4 separate regions of the Homo sapiens genome follow, and regions 2, 3 and 4 are each linked to region 1. Evidence: chromatin contacts called from ENCODE Hi-C or POLR2A ChIA-PET data. All regions are on one chromosome and are shown on one strand. Each heading gives the region's core, a stretch centred on a gene start or an enhancer-like site at or near the end of the contact. The rest is flanking DNA. Distances are from core to core; before and after follow the strand shown.

Region 1 (3,548 bases), core at 1,010-3,509:
GAAGAGTGGGGTTAGATCCGGGGAGGAGAGGCCAGAAACCCAGGGAGAGATGGAAAAGGCAGACACAGGAGAGAGATGGACAAGAAACAGCAAAATAGAAGAAAGAGGCAGGGGAGAGGCAGAAACCAGAGAAAAGGTGTTGGCGGGGCAGCAGCCAGGCAGAGGAAAGAGAAGAAGGGCTGACTTATAAGCACCTGGCAGGCTATCTGCTCACTTTCCCTGCCTGCCCCTGTCTCTGCCCCTAAGACTTGCAGACCCGCAGGCTGGCAGAGCCTCAGGGCAGTGCTGCTGTGGGAAGGGTTCCAACAAGGTCTTGTATCTTAATCGTGAGAGATTCCTTCTCAACTTCCACTAGCTCAGCTTTAGTTCTGACCAGTGGTCCCCTTCTTCGAAGAGAATGCTCAGCCTGACCACACCCCCAGGTCACAGGCCACCACGAGTGAGAGCACTGGGAAGGGAGGTGGTATCAAGAGAGCTGGCTAAAATTGTCACCCCAGGGCGGGGCTGGGTGGAGGCTGGTCCTGGGGTCGGCCATTCCAAGGAGAGCTACACGCACATGCGAGTCCCGGTACCAGAGTCCCCGACACACTCAGTGCTTTCCAGCTGCAGCGTCTGAGATGGGGACGGAGAATGGAGAGGACCCCACACACTCCAGAGTCAGGAGGGGCTGGAGCTGGGAGACCAAGAGGAGGGGGAGTTTCCATCTCTTCCACCACCCCCCACCCCCCACCCCCTCCCCGCCTCAGGAGGAAAAACTCCCCCGCCCCCCAGACTGCCTTCTTTTTGGGGAAGCTCTGCTACAGTGGGAAACAGCTCCCCAACTCCCGGATTTTGCAAAGGGTGTCAGATTCGCCCAATGGTCCCTTCTCCAGGGCAGGGGAGGCACTGCAGCCAGGGCTGTAAGCACCGGGCTCCCTTTGCCTTTGTGCCCCAAACATTTCCTGCAGCCAGCCTTCTCCGCTCGCGCCCATGGCCACGCGCCTAGGCGCCCGCGGGCGCGGATGCTGCTTCTCCCTGTTCCATACGCCAGAGCCCATCCTTGCCCTCCCCTTATCGCCCACTGCTGTCGGCCCGAATCCACTTCCCAAGGGGCAAGCCCCCAAGGGCAAGTCCGTGCACCTGGGAGCCCTGCGCTCTGACTAGTTGGGTTCATTTCCCGCATTTCCAGTAGCGTTCCAGACGGTGCCCAGCAGCGTCTGTCTTGGAGCGGGAACCCAGGAACTGAGGATCGGCGATGTCCGCTGGCTCCGACCATCCCCACACGTGATGACCAAGCGGGGCCGCTGTGGGGTGGGATCTCCACCTGCGTCCGCCTGGCGCCCCCGCCAACTCCGATCAGGTACCCATTTGCCCCGGGCTCCCTGGGTGCCCTGGGCCCAGCCCAGCCCCATGCCCCCGCCTGGCCCACCTGGCCATTCTTGCAGAGGTCTGCCCACATACTGGTGCCGTCGCCGCCGCGCATGAGGACATGGTAGGTGAAAAAGTAGGTGCCGGGAATGTTGCACGTAAACTTGCCGCTGGCCGCGTCGTAGTTGTTGCCTAGGTTGGTGACCACGTCGTCAAACTTGAGTACCTCGTAACCCTCGTGGGGGTTCTTGAGGCCGGCGTAGAAGGCCACGCGCGGCACCGTGGTGTAGGTGGCAGTGCTGATGGCGCCGCTGCCCCCCGCGCCCGGCAGCCCCGGAGGGCCCGGCTTGCCTGGCTCACCCTTCTCCCCCGGCGGCCCCACAGGGCCGGGAGGACCTGGGTCCCCGGGAGGCCCCGGAGGGCCGGGCTTGCCGGTGCGGCCCGGCTTCCCCTGGGGGCCCTGCACCAGCGTGGAAGGCGGGGGCGCGCCGCTCTGCTCGCTCAGGGCGTCGCCGCCGTCGGTCCGCGCGCCGGCGCCGGGGCCCCGCGCGGGGTAGGGGTCGCACACCATGCGGCAGGTGCCCAGCATCTCATAGTGGCCTTCCGGGCCGCCCGAGCTCACCAGCACGGGGATGAGCACCACCAGCACCAGCAGCATCACCACACCCGCGGCGGCCGCTAGCAGCGTCTTTCGGCCCGCGCGGAGCCTGGGGAGCGCCGGGCCGCCCGGCCGCGCCGTCGGGGCAATGGTGCCGGCGGGCAGGGGGCGCGGGCTAGGCGCCCGCGCTCAAGGACGGTCCGGCGGGGCTGCGGGCATGGGGCCGGGCCCGGGGCGCCGCGCTGCGCTGGCTGCGCTGCGGAGCCCAGCCGCCGGCTCCTGCCTCGCGCCTCCCTCCTGCTGCGCTGCCGGACTGAGCGCCGCGGCCGCCGCCTCCCGCCTCCCGCCTCCCGCCTGCAGCCTCCCGCCTGACTCCTCCCGCCTCCTTGAGCCGGGCCACCGCCCCCTCGGCCGGGCCCCGCCCCGCCAGCTCCGCGCGGCTCTGGGCTCTCTAGGGGTGGGGCTGCGGGCGGGGCCGGCGCCTAATTGGGCCGCGGGCGCCTCGAGGTGGGCGGGGCATAAGGGGGCGGGGCCGCGGAGACCCCGGGCGGGAGCAGGGAGAGGAAAGAAGAGACTGAGTACGCGGAGACCGAGATTCGGAAATGGGGTGGGGGCCGGGGTCCGAGAGACCCGAGAGGCGCTCCAAGGGAAGGGGAGAGTAGGGACCAAAATGCGAAAGGGAGAGAGGGCCACAGGGAGAGCTAGAGAGCTCCGAGGGGATCGGGAGAGGAGAGGCTTCGAGGGTCGGTCACCAGGAAAACAGAGGGACTGGGGTCGCGACGGGCCAAGACCCGCAGGGGGCGGAAGCGAGGGGATAGCGCCCAGGTCTGCAGGGGACAAAGAGCGATTGAGGGGAGGACGGAGCGGGGAGCTGGAAGGTAGGATGAGAAAGGGGGTTATGAAGCGAAGAAGAGGATACGGAGGGGACCATTTGGCACTCAGGCCTCGCAGACCACCCGTCTGGGAGATCCAGATATCGGATGAATGCCTGTCCGGGGGCCCAGCGGAGCCAGACGGCAGCCGCCTCCTCCTTTCTGGATCTGACTGTTCCGGGACCCGTCTCCCCCGAGGTGGGGCAGGAGCTTCCAACCCCTCCTCGCCTCTGCCCCTTCCTCACCGAACTGTGGCCAGGCTGCTTTTTCCTGGGCCCTTTTCTTCCATCTCCCTCTGCTCAATCCCTTTACTTCTGCCTCTAGACCAGGGAGAAAAGGGGATCCTAAAAAGGTGGGCACCCCCACGTTATTTCTCCATGCTGACAGATGCAAATACGTCCCTGAGGGGTAACCCCCTTTTCCAGCCTCCAGGATGAGGGGTGGATCTCATCCAGCCCCTCAGCTCCTCCTCCCTCACTCCCCAGCCTCCTCCGCCGCCCCCTAACTCTTCTCCCCATCAGGCTGTGGGAGGCTCTCCTCTTCCTCAAGTGCAGCAAAGTGTTTAGGTTGCATAAACCGAAACGTGTCTGCTTCCATCAAAATATTTGTCACATTATCTGAGGCCCAGGTCGGGCTGCTCCACCGCTCCTCCTTCGCCCTCCTTTATCCGGCCCACCGGGGAGGATTCAGCCATTCGGAGGCGACTGGCCGGCTGCTAAAGAATGACATCC
Region 2 (3,328 bases), core at 259-2,758, 280 kb after region 1:
GGCTGCCACACTGCTTCTTGCTACCTTTTCTGTTTTTCTTTCCTTTTTCCTTTCTCTACTCCCCTTCACCTGCCCCACCCCCACTCAGTGATCAAGACGGTGCCCTTCACGGCCCGCACCGGCAAGCGGACATCCCGGCTCCTCTGTGAGGCCAGCCTGGGAGAAGAGATGCCCCTCTAGCCCCTCAGGTACCCAGATGACCTGGCCTCTGATACCACGCTGCCCACAGCCCCTGGGACCCTTGGGAGAACTGAGGCATGCTGCCTTCTCCTGGGCCAGTGGATGGCTGGGATGTGATTTGTGGGGTGGAGGGGTCTGGCAAACATAAACGGTACCCCTGCCATGTGCACACAATCTGAGTCCTTAGGAGGCTAAGCTTTGTGCCCTGGAGCCATGCTCCCAGCTCTGGGCGGACTCCTGAATGGTAAATGTGTCTCCTTCGGCTGCCAGATCTGCGGAACCAGCCCTACATCCGCGCAGACACAGGCCGCCGCAGTGCCCGTCGGCGTCCCCCGGGCCCCCCACTGCAGGTCACCTCCGACCTCTCGCTGTAGCCGCTATTTCTGCAGGTGGATTCTGCAGGGGTGTGGGGCCGTGGACAGGCTGAGGCTCAAGGAAGGTGGTCCTCAGCTCGGCTGGCCGGGCAGCCCCTCCTCCGCTGTGGCCCGCCTCAAACGGGCTGGTGCATCCTCCTCTTGGCCACAGAGGGCAGCATCGCCCGCCCCTTCCCCCAAATGCTGCTTGCAGCACCCACCCTAAAGCCCCCTCCAAATAGCCATACTTAGCCTCAGCAGGAGCCTGGCCTGTAACTTATAAAGTGCACCTCGCCCCCGCAAGCCCCAGCCCCGAGGACCGTCCATGGACCTTATTTTTATATGAGATTAATAAAGATGTTTGCAAAAGATCCGCGTCGGCTCCATGCCTGCCGCAGCCACCCGCAGCCTGTTTCCGCTCAGCAAACGCTTTACTTGCACAAGCTCTTCATAGCAGGCCTCTGCAAACCAGCGGGCGCCGGGGAGAAGGGCTGCTTCTTCACTAGAGTTGGCGGCGAGGGAGCCCGCTTCGAGGGGGCGGAGGCTTTCGTGGCTGGCCCAGTATCCCTGCGGGAGGCCGGAGGGGGCGAGCGGGCAGCTGGGGTTAGACACGCCGGGCCAGCCCCGCAGCAGTTCTCCTTCCGGCTGCCCCGCCCCATTTGCGCCAGTCCTGCCTCCCACCCGGGCATCTGGCCCCTTTTCCTTTCGCCCTACCCAGTACTTAGTGACGCCATAAGTGACCTCGCCTTACATCTCCGCGCGTGCCGCCTCCGTCACCGCCTGCCGGGTCCCCATTTCTTCCGGGCCTGCCCCCGCTCCTCGCCTGCCCCTCCCCTCCACCAGCCAGTGTCGCCCCATCTGTCTGTCCTCCGGGCACTTGTCCCGCCCCTCACTGCGTGTCCCTCCCCCGCCCGCCGGCTCTCACCTAGGCCGAGACACGCCCCGGGCTGGGCGGGATCTTGGGGCGGCCGGGCTAGTAGGGCTGGATCAGGCGGAAGCCGGGGCCCGGGGCTGGGCTTCGTGTCCTGCGTTCCGGGAGCGCCAACCCCTCCAGGTTAGGAATCTGAGAGTACGGGCTGCGCGCACCTGGGGCGGGTGCCTGGGAGGAGGTGGAGGAGGAGACGGTCCTCAGAACGGGTCCTGGGGGTCGGAGGCGAGGGCGGGGGTTGTAAGTGGCCGGGAGAGGTCCCTCCCGCGGGTCCCGGCGCCCCCCGCCCCGTCGGGGACGCACCTACTTCGTGCAGTTTGTGCAGCGAGCGCGCCAGCTCCTAGTTGGAGAGGTCGCTGATGCGCGCCGCGTGGCAGAAGGCGAGCCCCGCGTGGGAGCGCCCCCCAACCCCCGCAGCCTGGGCTGAGCCGCAGAGCCCGCTGCTTCTTGAAGTAGTAGCTTGGAGAAGAGAGGCGGGGCGGCCGCCTCAGACACTCCCAGCCCTCTCTGTCTCACAGGTGCGGAAGCCAAAGCAGGGCCGGAAGCCGCTGCTTTGTCTTTGTCCTGGGGCGACTTGGGGCCCAGGAAACAGACTCAGAATTCAGGGCTCCCGTCTCTAGGGCAGGAATATCAGGGGTCCCTGCGGGGGGCAGGGTTTGCTCCTCCCATTGTGGGCCCAGGAGCTGGTATGGTTGTGCCCACCTCATCACCCCCCGTGCCAACTTGGAGGGCACAAAGCCCCGGCCCAGCAGCTTGAACAGCATTTCCAAGAACAGGGTCTGCAGTCCCTGGGGGTACAGAGCTGGCTGTTCCTCACCCGGCTTGGGGGCAAAAAAGGTGAAGGAGGGTGAGGAGGGGGCACCCCCTAAGCCAGGCCCACCCCTCCTCCACCAGCCTTGCCCCTCACCCATGCACTGAGCCAAGCGGTGGTTGTCATCGAAGACACCCAGGAAGTCAATGAAGCTTACGATTCCATCACCTGGGGAGAGAGGAGAGGGGGTGCTGTGGGTGCCTGCCCCCTGCAGAAGGCCTGCCTTGCACATGCCTGCTGGCAGTTCCAGGTGTTAGAGAATCTAGTCCTGCCTCTAGCCAAGGGCAGACCCCAGTTTCAATGGGGGAGAAACGGCCCATGCCTTGGGGGTTCCCAAATCAGGATTAGGATGAACACAGCAGCAACGTTTACAGGCCATGAGATAGGTGTGTTGGTCAGGGCAGGCTTCCTGGAAGAGGGAACTTTAAAATAGGACCAGGCCAGGATTTTGTGGGAAGGGGAGGCATTCTTTAAAAGAATGCCTGGAGGTGGGAGGGGACAAGAAGACAGGGTTGGGGCACCCACCATCCAAGTCTGCCTGCCGCAGAGCCTCGAACGTCTCCTGTGGACTCAGCTGGATACCCACATTGCCCAGGGCAACTTTCATGCTGTGCATGTCCACGGTGCCTGTTGGGCTGGAGCTGAAGAGTTTGAAGATATCCTGGAAGGCTGAGGGTAGAGGGGACAGGTGGCAAGACGAACCACCCACACAAGAACCCTGAGAGCTGCCCACTCTAACTCAGGTGGAACTGACGACTTGGCTCATTCCAACTCCCTCCTGGGTGTTTTAAATTTTTATTTATTTATTTATTTATTTTTGAGACAGAGTCTCACTCTTTGCCCAGGCTGGAGTGCAGTGGCGAGATCTCGGCTCACTGCAGCCTCAACCTCCCAAGGCTCAAACGATCCTCTCGCCTCAGCCTTCTGAGTAGCTGGGATCACAGGTACGTGCCACCACGCCTGGCTTATTGTTTAATTTGTTGTAGAGATGGGGTTTCGCCATGTTACTCAGGCTGGTCTCAAAGTCCTGGGCTCAAGTAATCCTCCCGCCTTGGC
Region 3 (3,402 bases), core at 780-3,279, 310 kb before region 1:
CCATCTCAGCCTCCCAAGTGCAGGTACCTGGGACTACAGGCACACACCACCACACCCAACTAATTGTTAATTTTTTTGTAGAGACGAAGTCTCCTTATGTTGCCCTGGCTGGGCAACTCCTGGGCTCAAGCAATCCTCCTGCCTCGGCCTCCCAAAGTGCTGGGATTACAGGCACAAGCCACTGCGCCCAGCCTTGGTGAGCTTTCTGAACTCAAAGCTGAGTAGAGACCTGAAGTAACTATCAGGACAATATGGGTCAATAAAACTCATCCTCCTACTTCCATTCGTGTCTGAGTTAAAACAGTATCTTCCACTTAAGTGCTCATTTCTCAAGTTTTGATTTTAAATATAAAAACAGCCTAAAGGTGCTTACTGTGTTTACTTCTTTTATATTTCAACTATCTGATTTTTTAGCAGTGTCTAGGGACAAAAACTAGCATTTCTCTGAGACCATCACATCCCCAATCTGACTGCTATGTGAATGGTTTGTTGGGTGCCTGGAATGGCTTGTTTATGTAAGCTCTCACCTGTAATCCCACACTTTGGGAGGCCGAGGCGGAGGATCACTTCAGGCCAAGAGTTCAGTTCAAGACCAGCCTGAGCAACATAAGGAGATCCAACCCCCTACCCCCATCCCCACCTCCAACCCCAGCTCTACAAAAAAATTAAAAAATTAGCTAGGGCCAGGCGCCGTGGCTCACGCCTGTAATCCCAGAATTTTGGGAGGCCGAGGCGGGCGGATCACGAGGTCAAGAGATCGAGACCATCCTGGACAACATGGTGAAATTCCCGTCTCTACTAAAAATACAAAAATTAGCGGGGCGTGGTGGCGTGGGCCTGTAGTCCTAGCTACTCGGGAGGCTGAGGCGGGAGAATCGCTTGAACCCGGGAGGCGGAGGTTGCAGTGAGCCTTTGCGCCACCGCACTCTAGCCTGGCGACAGTGAGACTCCATCTCACCAAAAAAAAAAAAAAAAAAAAAATTAGCTGGGAGTGGTGGCACGCGCCTGTAGCCCCAACTACTCGGGAGGCTGAGGCGGGAGGATCGCTCGAGACCAGGAGTTTGAGACCAGCCTGGGCAACATAAGGAGACCCAACCCCCCCGCCCTTCAGCTTTACAAAAAAATTAAAAAATTAGCCAGGAGTGGTGGCGCCGCGTGCCTGCAGCCCCAGCTACTCGGGAGGCTGAGGCGGGAGGGTCGCTTGAACCCGGGAGTTCAAGGCTGCAACGAGCTATGATAGCGCCACTGCACTCCAGCCTGGGCGACAGAGCAAGACCCTGTTTTACACAGACAAACAAAAACGAACAAAAAGGTCACAGCGAACTTTGTTCAAAAGTCACATTAACACTTAAATGCCTTAACCCGGACTGAAAGCCCGGGCTTAGGACACAGGGCAGCTCTCCCTCAAAAAGGGGTCTCCCAGCAACACCCAATCCACAAGTTGCTCCTCGCCCTCCCCAAACCGGTACAAGATATATCAGTCTCTGGGCAGCTCCAACGGATTCTGAAGCTACGGGAGGGACTAAGGAACAAATATGAAATGTCGGACAAATGAAATGTGCGCAACAGCTAGGTTTTGGAGGATAAGCCAGTTGCTGAGCGACTTCTCAAATCTTCCAAGTGCCTCCAACACCTCTCCCACCCGGTAGGGCTGCGCTCTTTAGCTCTTTCAACCTTCCACGACCGGCCTCTCCGCTGCCCTATCAGCAAATCATCGGGCCGGTGCCTGCCAGTCCGGGCCAATCCCGAACACATTTACTTTGAGCGGGAAAAGCTCAGAAGCGGCGAGAGAGCGTGGTCCGCTAACCGCCCCTTCCTCTCCTTGTCTCTGGGGGGTAACGGAGCCTGGAGTGGTCGCCCATTGGATGGGCATCGGACCAATGGCGGGCTGCGAAACGGGAGGGGCGGGCCTCACAGCGGGGCGGGGCGCGCCTGTGCCGTGTCGCGTGCCGAGCCGCGAGCCCCAGGCAGGCCAGGTAACGGCCTCTGCCCCCGCCCCTCCCTCCCCGCTCGGACTTCCCTTACCCGCACACTGGCTCCAGGCAGCGCCCGGGCGGCGGAGGCGGCTGCGGAGACGGCGGGGTGCGGGCTGAGGGAGCCGGGCCTGGACGCCCCCCCCATCACCCCCGTACCCCAGGAGCTGTGCCTAGTCCAGGAGAGGCTGGGGGGCGCCCCATGGAGGTGAGACGCGGAGACACCTGCCCGCGCCCTCACCCCTCAGGCCTGAGGGAGGAAGGACTTGAGGTAATGGATGAGGAAGGGCAGGGTCCAGGGGGCGGCCAGACTTGCAAGAGGCGACGAGGAGGAGAGGCTGAGGAGGGGGCGCGTCCCTAGACGGGGCGGCAGAGGCGGGTCGTCGGTGGGGAGGCCGAACGGGGCGGGCGGGCGGGGGGCGCGGCGCGGGCTGACTGGACGGGCCGGACGGAGCGCGGGTCGCCGCGATTCCCGGGAGGCAGCCGTCGCGCTGAGGCGGTGGCCGGGGAGGGGCGCCCCTCGGGGTCAGCACTCAGGGGGCCCGAGGGGAGAGTGAGAATCCCGAGGCTGGAAGCGCGGGCCCCCACATTCGTGTCCTCTGAGAGGGTTCGGAATTGAGCCGAACAGCCGAGGTAGAACAGGTGTCGGGCCGTTTCAGCTCCGGCGTCACCCTCGTGACCACTTTCTGATATTTCCTATTCCCGTGTGCTGCAGCCCAAAGTCGCGTTCCCCGGAGGTGCGAATCGCTGTTGGAACCTCGGCGCCGACGCCGGCAGCAGGTTAACCGACGTCTTCGGCAGCGTGATGTTGACTGGCTCCGCTTCCTTCTACGATTGCTACACATCGCAGGTCCTTTAGTAAACTCTGCCTCTGTTAGACGATTTATTCTCAAATGGATTTACTCGAGCCACCGATTCATAGGTGTTTAATGGCTCCACAGTTAAGGAAGAGAAAACCAGGGAAAACTTTTTTTTTTTTTTTTTTTTTTTGAGACAGAGTCTTGCTCTGTCTCCTAGGCTGGAGTGCAGTGGCGCCATCTCGGCTCACTGCAACCTCCGCCAGCCGGGCTCAGGCGATTCTTGTGCCTCAGCTTCCTGAGGCACGCGCCACCACGCCCGGCTGTTTTTTTTGTTTGTTTTGTTTTTGTTTTTTGTTTTTGAGATGGAGTTTTGCTCTTGTTGCCCAGGCTGGAGTGCAGTGGTGCGATCTCGGCTCACCTCAACCTCTGCCTCCGGGGCTCAAGTTATTCTCCTGCCTCAGCCTCCGGAGTAGCTGGGATTACAGGCATGCGCCACCACGCCTGGCTAATTTTGTATTTTTAGTAGAGACAGGGTTTCTCCATGTTGGTCAGGCTGGTCTCGAACTCCCAACCTCGGGTGATCCGCGCACCTCGGCCTCCCAAAGTGCTGGGATTACAGGCATGAGCCA
Region 4 (3,566 bases), core at 327-2,826, 260 kb after region 1:
CTACTCCCTGGAGTGCCTGGCTCCTCGGTGGGCACAGCCACAGCTGAGGAGCAGCTGCTAATTAGTGTTCGGCGCTGTCAGAGCTATTTCTGATTTCTGAGCCTAAATTTAGCCTGTCTGGCAGGCTGGCATGTGGGCCTGGGGGCCTGAGAAGGCCCAGGTGGGGAAGGGGCATGGGCACCCTGCCCTCCACCACTGTTCAGACAGGTGCTCCAGGCCCCAGCAGAGGCCTCCCCTCGGCAGTAACAACCAGGGGGCTGTCCTGGGGGAGTGGACCCAGGTGGTGGCTCAGAGTCAGCTCCAGGCTCAAAGCCAGCCCAGCTCTCCTCTTACTGGCTTCGTAACCTTGGGCAGGTCACTAAACTAATCTGTGCCTGCACCTGTGAGGTGGGAATGTTAACGGTGCCAGTGACGGCAGTGAGGGTGGAAGGCAGTCGTCGGCGCGCAGGGCTCGGAGCAGTGCCTTGCACAGTAGGCATTCTGGTGGAGCTGGCCACCTGACTGTTGGAGATGTCATTATGACTAGTTACTGCCCCTAGAAATGCCGCTGGGGCCATTCCAGAACCATAAAGTTCCCTGGGTGGGTGAGGGCCTGGGAGGATTCATGTCGGGAAGCAGCTGTCCCCTCTGTGGCTCTGTGCTGGGCTCAGCCATCCCCTTACTCCCTGGCCACCGTCTTTTGTGCCGGCCACGGCTCCAGTTTCCCTGGCACTGCTGGCCCTGTCTCTCCTCTTTGTCCCTTTTCTCCACCTTGCTCCCACCTTAGCCCTGCCCCACCCTTTGTCTCTGTGGGGTGGGGGTGACTGAGAGACATCATCGAGAGAGACAGACAGATGGACAGGGACAGAGAGACAGAGAATGACCTCGCCTCCTTTGTACTCCTGGGCGGTTCCCCCACCCCCTGCCCCTGTGGTAGCAGGAGCTGTCCTGGCCCTTGGAGGGCTGGGGGAGGGCGGCTGATGAGACAGCGGTGGTTTCCTCAATCCAGGCTCACTTTCGCAATAGGGGAGAGGAATGACGTATTCCACCCCCTTCAGCCGCTGGGGGCGGGGGGCCTGGCGGAGGGGCAGTTTCACCTCTCCAGCAGGGCCTGGCCGGAAAGCTTAGGCAATGGAGGCTGAGCGCACCCAGCTTCCTGTTGTCTGGGCCTGACCCAAGGCAGTGATTTTGGGGGTAAGGTCTGGCTGGAGCCCCAGAACTAGGCCCAGCACCCTGGAGGGGAAGCTGGCTGGGGAGTCTCAGGTGGGTGTGGCCCTCTGACTGCTCCAGCTGTGGCGTCTCTGCAGAGCCACATGACTGAGGGTGTGGAGCGTGAACCACCATGGCTGGTGAGCCCCTCAGGGTCTCCCACATCCCCGATGGAGACTCTTACTCAACTCAGATCTCCTTGAGGGCAGGAACTGTCTTTTTGGGCCAGACATATAGAAGGCTCTCAATAACCTGGGGTTTACTAAATTGAAGGGAACTGGCCTCATCTTTTGGGTCTGTCAGGGAGACAAGCCAAGTCTGGGGGTCCAGAAAGCCCCTGGTGCTATTGACACCTGGTTGATTCGGCAGCCCTGGGCTGGCGCTAACCTGCTCCGTGGTGGCAGGGGCACCGTACCCTTGTCATCTGTGGCCAGGGGAGGAGGACCCAGGCAGAGCTCTGTTGACCTTTCTCAGCTCCTGGGGGAGTCCCAGCTGGGCGGCCCCCACCACAGACCCAGGGCACTGGCTCTTCTCCCCAGTGCTGTGGCCGAGTGACCTTCCCCGCAAATCTCCCCGCCCCTGCAGCTGTGATCTGGAACTCCCTGCCTGCTGACATGGCCGCCCTCAGCTCCCCCAGCCCTCTCCTTCCTTTCTCAGCCTTCTCCTCCAAGTGGGAGGGGGCTGGAGAGGGATGAGGAGAAGGCTGCTGTCCACTCTCCTTGCAAGAGATTTCCTGGTGTTCGTGAGGCACTGGTGCCCTGGGCCTGGTCTGTGTACACGTGGGATCTGGTGGCACGTGGAGGTGGGACACTGGCCACTGGCCACTGGCCACACTTTGGCCTGACTGGTGATGGCTCCCCTGTTAGCTTCCCACCAGAATGGGGGAAGAGATGATGCCCCAACAGGAAAACTGGGGCCCAGAAGTGTCTCAGGTCCCCAGAGAGGTAGGCTGACAACCCACGCTCCTGCCTGCACACCAGGCAGGCCAGGGAGGCGGTGTGGGGGGTGACACAGCGCAGGCAGACTCGGATTCAAATCCTGCTCTCCCTTCTAGCTGGTGTGCCCCGGGAAAGGTGCTCTGTCTCTCTTGGCCTTGGTCTTCTCATTGGATAACACTACGTATCTCCTAGGGTCAGAGGATTCATGGGGGTGATGCACCTCCTAGGGAGCCAAGTGGGTTTCCCCCAAATGCCCATTCTCCCCTCTCCCCTTGTTGGGGCCCCAGGCTCAGGGGTCTTTGTCCTCCCTGTCCCCAGAACTGCATGAACTTGCCCCCAGACAAGGTCCAGCTGCTGAGCCAGTATGACAACGAGAAGAAGTGGGAGCTCATCTGTGATCAGGTAGGTGCCAGCACTGCCCAGCCACCCCTTCCCTCCCACTGTCAGTACCCCACCCTGACCAGGCTGGGGCTATGGGGAGAGGGGCACCGCCATACTGCCCATGGAGCCAAGACTCTGCTCAGTGGCCAATGTAGCACCTGGGGAGGGTGCTGGGGTCTGCAGGACTCCCAAATCCCTTTCTCTTGAACTCCCCAAAAGACCTTGTGAGTCACTAGCAGGGCTGGGTCAGCTTCAGAGGAGCTGGCAGAGCTGGTTCAGGCTGGGGCAGCTGGGGCCTCGCACTGTCACTGTCCTCCTGCTGAGCTTCCTGAGAAACCTCTCTGGACTGGGGAAGGGAGAGGGCGACCCTGGGGTTGGACATCTTCACCTGACCCCATGGGAGGGAGGGAGGAAGGGGCGGGAATTCCTGCCCTTTTGCCTTGGGTCCAGAGGAGCTGCAGTTGACCAGCAACTCCCCAAGGCCAGCCACTTTGGACCCCTGCTTTGGTGCTCCGTCCAGGTGCCTGGACTCACGGGTCACTCAGCTGTCCCCACCCCTCCAGCTTCAAGGGCTGCGGTCGGCCATGGGCCGACCCTCTCCCAGCGCTGGGCTGGGTGGGGCTCGGCTGCCGCAGGGATTCTGTGAAGGAGGGAGGCTGCAGAGGCTGGGGGTGGGGAGTTGGGAGCTGAGAGCCTCCCCTGGGAGCCAAGGCTGGGCCTTTGCCTCCTGCTAATGAAGCAGATGGCCTGAGCCGGCTGGGCAGCAGTCCAGGGGTAAGGGCTGGGAAGTGGGAAGAGGGTGGAGAGCTGCCCCTGGAGTCTCTGGTAGGGGTCCCCTTGGAGCAGCTCAGCCTGACATCTCAGAGGTTGGGGGCTCAAAGGGCTGGAAGAAGTGAAAGTCTGAGGGGTGGCTCGGCGAATCTGAGGGGTTTGGGTTGGAAGGGTGGGGGCCCCTCTGGGGAGGGGTCTTTGCCGTGGTCCCTGCCTCTTTGTGTGAGTGGCCGCTGGAGCCTGCAGTGGGGTGGGGGGATTAGGAATTGCATCACTGAGCACAGGAGA

What was found. Hi-C counts contacts between places; a loop is a spot of excess contacts on that map. ChIA-PET counts read pairs that join two places held with the same protein, here RNA polymerase II (POLR2A). Pooled maps may share reads with other maps.
Region 2: a pooled map shows a loop between it and region 1 (7-fold over the local background). The contact joins the promoter of MAP3K14-AS1 here to the promoter of C1QL1 in region 1. A Hi-C loop is called at or near these places in 6 of 50 pooled maps. POLR2A ChIA-PET finds 5 or more read pairs at or near these places in 2 of 52 experiments (BJ and activated T-cell).
Region 3: a loop to region 1 is called in a pooled map, with 3 times the contacts of the local background. The contact joins the promoter of MEIOC here to the promoter of C1QL1 in region 1. A Hi-C loop is called at or near these places in 1 of 50 pooled maps. POLR2A ChIA-PET finds 5 or more read pairs at or near these places in 2 of 52 experiments (Caco-2 and PC-9).
Region 4: a pooled map shows a loop between it and region 1 (6-fold over the local background). The contact joins the enhancer-like site here to the promoter of C1QL1 in region 1. A Hi-C loop is called at or near these places in 4 of 50 pooled maps. POLR2A ChIA-PET finds 5 or more read pairs at or near these places in 2 of 52 experiments (GM10248 and activated T-cell).

What each region holds. Positions count from the first base shown.
Region 1 is chr17:44,966,044-44,969,591 of GRCh38, forward strand. C1QL1 (complement C1q like 1) reads right to left here and starts at 2,260. Exons shown (of 2, transcript NM_006688.5): 1 at 1,409-2,260. The coding sequence starts at 2,005. RefSeq lists a silencer at 2,191-2,550.
Region 2 is chr17:45,246,417-45,249,744 of GRCh38, forward strand. It overlaps MAP3K14-AS1 (MAP3K14 antisense RNA 1), which reads left to right and starts at 1,509. Exons shown (of 4, transcript NR_110326.1): 1 at 1,509-1,587. It overlaps FMNL1 (formin like 1), which reads left to right. Exons shown (of 27, transcript NM_005892.4): 26 at 89-188; 27 at 451-902. The coding sequence ends at 180. It also overlaps the pseudogene EFCAB15P. RefSeq lists enhancers at 987-1,056, 2,307-2,356 and a silencer at 1,167-1,896.
Region 3 is chr17:44,654,439-44,657,840 of GRCh38, forward strand. MEIOC (meiosis specific with coiled-coil domain) reads left to right here and starts at 2,030. Exons shown (of 8, transcript NM_001145080.3): 1 at 2,030-2,244; 2 at 2,689-2,823. The coding sequence starts at 2,176. RefSeq lists a silencer at 1,834-2,043.
Region 4 is chr17:45,228,160-45,231,725 of GRCh38, forward strand. It overlaps FMNL1 (formin like 1), which reads left to right. Exons shown (of 27, transcript NM_005892.4): 2 at 2,445-2,528. Among named protein-coding and RNA genes, the nearest start is that of FMNL1, 8.1 kb to the left of the region's middle. RefSeq lists enhancers at 181-250, 298-933, 851-1,160, 1,551-1,660. Within about 2 kb of position 1,577, at least 29 of the 41 ENCODE cell types and tissues checked have a DNase peak (open chromatin) inside an H3K27ac peak, as active enhancers do.